2 separate regions of the Homo sapiens genome follow, and region 1 is linked to region 2. Evidence: chromatin contacts called from ENCODE Hi-C or POLR2A ChIA-PET data. All regions are on one chromosome and are shown on one strand. The core of a region is the stretch at or near the end of the contact, and the rest is flanking DNA. Distances in the headings are between cores, read along the strand shown. Region 1 has its middle 5.2 kb from the start of SOX4. Region 2 has its middle 130 kb from the start of LINC00581.

Evidence for each region. A loop is a pair of places that touch in the nucleus more often than their neighbours do. ChIA-PET counts read pairs that join two places held with the same protein, here RNA polymerase II (POLR2A). Pooled maps may share reads with other maps.
Region 1: a loop to region 2 is called in a map of PC-9, with 3 times the contacts of the local background. The contact joins two enhancer-like sites. A Hi-C loop is called at or near these places in 6 of 168 maps with a recorded cell type or tissue (Caco-2, Calu3, HepG2 and 3 more), 2 of 37 single-sample maps with no recorded cell type and 5 of 50 pooled maps. POLR2A ChIA-PET finds 5 or more read pairs at or near these places in 9 of 52 experiments (A549, GM10248, HEK293 and 6 more).

What each region holds. Positions count from the first base shown.
Region 1 is chr6:21,586,667-21,590,447 of GRCh38, forward strand. No RefSeq gene overlaps it. Among named protein-coding and RNA genes, the nearest start is that of SOX4, 5.2 kb to the right of the region's middle. RefSeq lists enhancers at 1-473, 1,114-1,771, 2,539-2,638, 2,649-2,698 and silencers at 469-528, 669-748. Within about 2 kb of position 2,210, at least 38 of the 41 ENCODE cell types and tissues checked have a DNase peak (open chromatin) inside an H3K27ac peak, as active enhancers do; they include PC-9, where a contact is called at or near this core.
Region 2 is chr6:21,382,597-21,386,416 of GRCh38, forward strand. No RefSeq gene overlaps it. Among named protein-coding and RNA genes, the nearest start is that of LINC00581, 130 kb to the right of the region's middle. Within about 2 kb of position 1,820, at least 2 of the 41 ENCODE cell types and tissues checked have a DNase peak (open chromatin) inside an H3K27ac peak, as active enhancers do; they include PC-9, where a contact is called at or near this core.

The sequences.
Region 1 (3,781 bases), core at 960-3,459, 200 kb after region 2:
ACTTGGAATGTGGGACAGGAAGGATGGAGTTTCATGCTTCAGGAAGCAGTGAAAAATCACAAAACCTCTGTACTGCTAGACCCAACACTTTTCCAGATCCCCAAACTATCTCTATCACCCTCCTTTCATGGCAAATTTGCATATGCATTATTGTCAGAATTTTGAACTTATTTTACAACCATATACACAGAATTCTTTTCTAGCTTGCTGCTTAACTGAACAGATGGTGCAGTTTCCCAGCCCAGCAGCTGGAGGGGACCGAGGATGCGCTCGGCACACAGTAGGAGCACCATAAACGTTGATTGACTGAGTTCATTGAGGCGGTTGACGCCAGGCCATCCACTCCCACGCGGTACTCTTATCTTTCTCCAGGCCCACACCCCTGGCCCGAGAGGCGGTAGCTGGGAGCAGATGGCGAGTCCCGGGTGCCAGGTGTACTGCACTCCAGGCGCGGTCTGGGGCACTGGGTTCTACGGTCCCTGCCCCACCCCTCCCATCCCTATGAGTTCCCCCAAAGCTGTCTGCGCCAAGTGTGACGTCTGACTACGGCGGGAACATGGGAGGGGAAGGGCTGGAAGAAAGGAGATCGGTTGCCTGGCGAGGGGGCCCGTGCGTCCTACAGTCGCTACCCGCCACGCACGCGTCCCTCTCCTCCTGACCCGCGTCACTTAGCAGCCAATGCGGTCTCCGTGCCTTCCCACTTCCCCGCAATCAAGCGCCTTTCTTCCTCCGCCTCCCCTCTTTCTGTTATCTGACATTTTGCTCTGCTTCCCTCTGCCCACTCCCCAGCGGGATTCCCTCCCTGGCAGACGCGCGCGCCCCAGCCCGCCCTCGCACAACCTCCAATAGCAGGTCAACTGGCTTGTAACGCTGGCTTAGGGTTGCTCTTGAAGTGTTTTTCCAAAAGCGAAATCACCCGCTTTCCCCCACGGGGCTAAAACTGTAATTGCAACAACGGGCTGTTGCGTTGGGGGTGGGAAGCCCGTCGGGCGTGCCCCACCTAGACCGCCTGCTGGGGCCACTGGGGTGGTTTTGCCGCCCCCTCAACCCCTGCCACCCCGGGTCGAGTAGGCAGCTCCACCCGGACGCTTGCGCCAGGGCCTGACTGCCGCGGCTGCCAGCGGAAAGGCAGAGACCAGCTGATCCAAGGAGGACAAAGCGAGCCGAGACCTTCCGCAGAGCTTGGCTTCCTCGTAACTGCGCCCAGGGCGCAGCCTCTCCCTGTTAACTACCTGCCATATGTTCCCTTCTCTCAGACCCGAAACCGCCTCCTACAGGTGCTGGGGACTGAATCTGGAGCTTCGGGCGCGGCCCTTGACAAGGGCGCCTGGCACCCTGGGGCGCCTCCGTGGCCCTCGCAAACTCAGAGAGCCCCCACCGTCCAGTCTTTCCTGCACGAGCGAGGGATCGAGGGAAGGCGCCAATGCACGTCTGTCCCTCCGTGATCCGCGCAGAAGGGACGCTTGAAGACTGGGGTGCAATGAATTGTCGACTTCCCTCAGCTCTCAGCCCTTTTCCTCCCCCCGCGCGCCGTGCACGCGCAGCCTGCTCTGCCCTTCTGAAAGAGACGCTGCAGCTGCGCTCTCAATGGGGCCTCAGCCTGCGGGGTCCGGGGAGGGGATGAAGTGGGTGGTTGCCCAGCCGGTGTACGAAGGTCGTGTGCCTGCCGAAGAGTGGGTCCCACACGCACAGCGCGCGCCGTACCAACCAAGCAAGGCTCACAGAGAGCATTTAGTCGTCCAGAGCAAAGGATGCTGGGCACTCAAGAGAGCAGGGGGCCAAGTGGCTGTCAGTTCTGGTCAGTGACGGAACTGGACAGCATCTCCAAGGGCCAGGGGATGGGGTAGGAGGACGGAGGAGCCAAGCTCCTGGGAAACGACCCCCCCAACCTATCCGCGACCGGTTGCAAATTCAAAGGAGGGCTGGGAGCCCGCGAGGGTGCGGGAGGTGTCCTCGCTTGGGCTGCGTCTGCGCCCGCGTTTGTGTGTGTGTGCGCGCGCGTGTCTTCAGCTCCTTCCCCGGTCGTAAAACCTAAACGGAAGACGGGTGTTAAAATGCTGCTGACAGGATCGCCTGAAACATGTTTACAGTAGGAAGGACTTTCCTCCAGAAAGCACAGTCTGAGTCGATTCCAATTTATTTCCTCCCTGTAACTGTAAGCGAAAGGAGAGGTTCGGCTGCCGCGGCGGAGCGAGGCTGAGCACCATTAATCCTTGGCGAGCTTAAGCCAGGGAGAGCGCCGTGCCTGCGAGACCGAGTCGCTGCGCTCCGGAAGGCGTTCTGCCTGAAGGAAACCTCTTTTTTTTTTTTTTTTTTTTTTTTTTTTTTTGAGTAGGGAGTGGCCTTTGCACTGGAGTCCTTAAGTAAGGCGCGTCGTTTCTCTGCAGCCGCTCTCGGAAGCCGGAGAAACTGCATTCACTTTAGCAAGAAGACAGGGAAACTGAAATTGATAATCCCCCGAGTTGGGTTACCTGATCCAGACAGGAAGCTGGTCTAGGCTTCCCCCGTCACCCGGAGCTCCTGACAAGTGAGCAGGAGGCGGCGGGTGGTTGCCCTAAACTTTGATTTATGAAAAAAAATCAGAATTCATCGACATACCCTGTTACTCGTTGAGCGTTTAAGCCTCTAACTAAAGAAGGTACAGTGGTAGGGAGTGGTAGGGGGGTCGGGAGAGGAGGAAGGGGGAGAAGAAAGAAGACTGACTATCCCCACGATTTCCTACCTCGCCTCGCGGGCGCAGGGAGGCTCAGCGATGCCACCTGGCGGCTGCTTCTCCCCAGATTGGGAGCCGGCTGGCTGCAGACAAACCCAGGCTCTCCCCGGGTGCCGTGCCTCTGCCTCTAGAATAGAAGCAGAAGCCTGTATTCATGCTTGCAATCCAAGTGGCCCTGCAAACATTCGTCTTCTGCTTGTTTTCTTGAGAAAATCGAAGGAAAGGAATAATGAGTTGGCATTGGCATGAACAGCTTAAGCCTACTGTGTGCTAGTCACTGGTTATGAGAGGAAAATGGTACAATTGTTAGAAATGCAGGTTTCTTAACTCTTAGCTTATTCTAGTGATAAAAATAAATGCTAGGTTTCATTTACCCCAGAATCCTATTTTGATATTTTGCAAATATGAGTTATTTCCATATATTATTTTTCAATGCACGCACCCCCACCCCCATTACGCGCTGAGCCCAGTTACAATGCAATGTCATCAGCCCAAAAGGATGAAGTGCAAGTTATGTTTGTCTACTTGACTGAGAAGTAAATCAGCCTCACATGGAGGCTTCTTTTCCATAAAGTGTGGAACCAAAAAAACTGGCGCCTTTCAGTTGACAAAGGCCAATGACATCAGATTTCCCAGGGCTTCTTCCTTGTCAGGTAAAGTAACAACTACACAGTTTTTCCTCCTCTTTATTTTATTTGAACTGAATACTTGTCAGGTCTGACTAGCGCCTACAATCATAGTTTCTATAACCAAGGCAAGGCAAAATCTTGCAAATCAGTGCAAATCCAGATTTGTTAAACTAATTTCCATTCAGGTCCCTCCCTCCATGCCAAAGGAATATATTAAGCAGTGGAATAGAATCTTATTTCATCTATGCCCCATACCATTGTATGGATGTGAGATTTTATGTTGTGTAGATGTGTGAGAGCAGAAGAAATGCATTAGCAGATATTACACTTACATCTCAAATGGAATTCCATCATTTAAGGGAATAAAATAAAATACCTAATTCAAAATTGGAAATGTCTAACATCATTGCTAACAAAGACAGTTTATTATTCTAAACCA
Region 2 (3,820 bases), core at 570-3,069:
ATGAGCTGAGATTGTGCCACTGCACGAATAGAAAAGAATACAGTAGATTGGTTTAAATGGATCCCTCTCGTCTTAATCAGATCATAGCTGTGTGGGAAAGAAATTAAGCTATTAATAACTCAAGAATTTGGACAAGACTTACCTAGAGGGGAGTGACTGACAAACAAGACATTTTGCTTTTGCTTTTAGTCATAAATAATGCAGATTTCTGTGTGTTACTATGAGACTCTCACACCTCCCTCTAAGCATAAAGCTGACCGTAAACAACCTGTGGGAAGCCGCTTGTGGTTTCAGTGGATACCCACACTCTTCTATCCGTGATTTTAAAATACAAAGATGTATTAGTTTGCTAAGGCTGCTGTCATAAAATACCACAAACTGTGTGGCTTCAACAACAGAAATGTATTGTCTCACAGTTCTGGAGGCTGGAAGTCTGAGATCAAAGCGTTATGGGATCTGTTCCTTTCGGGGCCGGTGAGGGCGAATGCGTTCCAGGCTTCTCCCCTGGCTTCCGGTGGTTTGCTGCCCATCGTTGTTGTTCCTTGGCTGGTAGAGGCATCACCCGGATCCCTGCCTTCATCCTCACAAAATGATCTCCCTGTGTGCCTGAGACCGTATTCAAATTTCCCCTTTGTATAAGGACAGCAGTCAGATTGTAGTAGTGCCCTCCCTAATGACCTCATTCTAACTTGATTACCTCCACACCAACTCTGTCTCTAAATACAGTCACAATTAGGGTGGGAGACACAATTCAAACCATAACAAAAGAGTTGGCCTCTTGATTTAGGAGCTGATGAGCTAGTTTATAGATTGTATAGGCTCTTGATTTCTCCTTTGCCCTTTTTTTTTTTTTTTTTTTTTTTTTTTTTTTTTTTGCTGCCTAGTTTTGTGTAAGAAAAGTTAGATAAAGAAAAGGGGAAAGATGAAGTTGAAGCCGTGGTCTCTCACACTGTTGCACTGAGCTTTGGTATCAGGCCGGGGGTCAAAATGCGGCTTTTAGTTCGTGGTGTGTGCAGATGGCCTCTTGTCACAGTCGTAGATACACAGTGGTGGCTGCATTAAGTCTAGAATGCCAGACCTAATTACAAATGACAGTGATGAAGTCAGGATTGTAATCCAATTTAAAATGGGGACCCACAATATACAATATATCCCAGCGATGCTCACTGCTGTGCGATTCAATCATTTGACAGCTTCATCCAGTGTGCGGCCACGGCTGGTATTGCTTTAGGCTGTAAGGGTGTGAAGAAGGAGACCTCAGGGGACCCCCGACTCCATGGGGCAAAGCTGGGGCATCCCTACCCGGAGGCGCAGGGCCCAGGACAGTGCTGACGTACTGTCTGTGTCTGTGCTTGCTATAGATTGTGGCGCGTTGAGCACATGGGGACAGAGCTGACTGGCTTCCTATTAACCAACATTTTTACTCACGGGTCAGAAGGTGATGCGGCTCTTATAGAAACTCACCCCACACATCCCCACACCATTTTTTCTTCTCACCCATTCTCAAGACCTCACCCATGTGAGACATGTCTACTTTTCTCCATCTTCCCATCTCAGTAACTTATTTTAAGATAAATCATTTTAACAGCTTTCTCCTAGGGAAATTATTCTGAAATTTCGAGCAACAGCGTTTTTCCAGAACATTCTAAGACTCAGCAGTAACTTTTTAAGGGGGAAGACGTTTTAAAAAGAAATTTCATTTTACTAACTGCCACACTGCATAGCTTTTCTAGGGCTGTGGTTAGATTTACGGGAGAGAGGCACCAGAGTGGATTACAACACAGGACTGACCTTTTACCACCCGGCTGAAGCTCGAAAAACAAAACCAAATCCCATCTTACTAACCATACCTGCGTCTTTTCTGGGAAATACCCCAGAATACAAGTTTGTTTGTTTTTTAAGATGGTTTTCCTTCCCTGAGAGAACAATCCTGAAACTTAAGTCAATAAAGTTCTCATGCTACATAAGCATTTTGCCTCCTCGGGTCAGACTTGAGGCCTTTTCCCCCCTTTCTTCTCGAACATACATCAAGTGCCTTAGATCACGGTGCATCCTAGGCAGGTTATGCCATTTTAATCTCATAAATATGAAAATAAAAGACATAATCAGAGCAAAAACAGGACTTTTTATTTTTAAACCAAAGGAAGCCAAAATAGCAACAGAGAAGAAAGGAAATTAATTAGGACCGTCTCTGGGGCCAAGGTGCATTTGCCCTAGTTCTTTTTTTACTTTTCCCACTGTTTTTCTTCCTCCCCATTCCACAGCACTCAGCATCTTCTATCTTGTCTCCCTTGGTGTAGCTCTAGTGTTCTAATTCTATCCCATCTTCTTCTACTGAAATAATGAACTTTTTAAAGAGAAAATTAAGTGAATGTCTTTGTAGCAATGAACCTCCCCCTCTCGAGAATAAAAGGGAGCTTTGGAGATAAGGCAATGCTTAACCCAGTGAACGAATTGCTTACTGATGGGGTCAGGTCAGGTGGGGCCAGGGTGGCAGAGCTGACTCTGCCTACTGATATCGGCCATGTTAAGAATAATAGCTAATATATACTCAACATCTATTACCTGGCTTATATGTTAGCTTGTTTCTATTTTATAACAGCCCTGAAATGTAAAATGGTTTTATTTTATTTATTTATTTTTTTCCTTTTCTTTTTTTGAGACGGAGTCTCGCCCTGTCGCCCAGGCTGGAGTGCAGTGGCGCGACCTCGGCTCACTGCAAGCTCCGCCTCCAGGGTTCAAGCCATTCTCCTGCCTCAGCCTCCCGAGTAGCTGGGACTACAGGCGCCCGCCACCACGCCTGGTTAATTTCTTTGTATTTCTAGTAGAGACGGGGTTTCACCGTGTTAGCCAGGATGCTCTCGATCTCCTGACTTCGTGATCCGCCCGCCTCGGCCTCCCAAAGTGCTGGGATTACAGGCTTGAGCCACCTCGCCCGGCCAAAATGGTTTTATTTTACAAGAGAGGAACTGGAGGGTAAAACGGAATTAATTTCGTTGGCAACCTTGTTAGAGTTGGAAAGAGAACCCAGGTCTTTTTGACCCAAACATTCATCATCACCCTATAGCTAGTAATGATGGGAAGAGAACCAAGAGAACAGGGAGGCAGAGATCACTTAGTGCACTTGAAACAGAGTTATTTAAGATTCAGAATGTGGACGTGTCAGGGAAAGTCATTATGTTCCAGTGTTTCTCATTCTCCTTTAGCCATGGGTCAGGGTGAATTTAGACATGGCTACAGACGAGGCCTGGGAAAAGGTGAAAACCTCAAATGTATCCGTGCAATGGAATATTATTCAGCCTTCAAAAAGAAGATCGTGCCATATGTAATAATGAGTGAATCTGGAGGGTATTATGCTCAGTGAAATAAGCCAGTTACAGAAAGATAAACACTATGGCCAGGTGCGTTGGCTCATGCCTGTAATCCCAGCACTTTGGGAGGCCAAGGCGAGTGGATCCCAAGGTCAGGAGTTCAAGGCCAGCCTGACCAACATGGTGAAGCCCCATCTCTAATAAAAATACAAAAATTAGCTGGGTGTGGTGGTGTGTGCCTGTAATCCCAGTTACTCAGGAGGCTGAGGCAGGAGAATTGCTTGAACCCGGGAGGCGGAGGTTGCAGTGAGCCAAGATCACACCACTGCACTCCAGCCTGGGCAACAGAGTGAGACTCTGTCTTAAAAAAAAAAGAAAGAAAAGAAAAGAAAAAAGGAAGATAAACACTGCATATTCCACCTCTAGGAGGTACCTAAAATAGCCACACTCACAGAAGCAGAGAGTAGAATGGGGGTTGCCAGAGCCTGGGAGGAAGATTGAGATAGGGA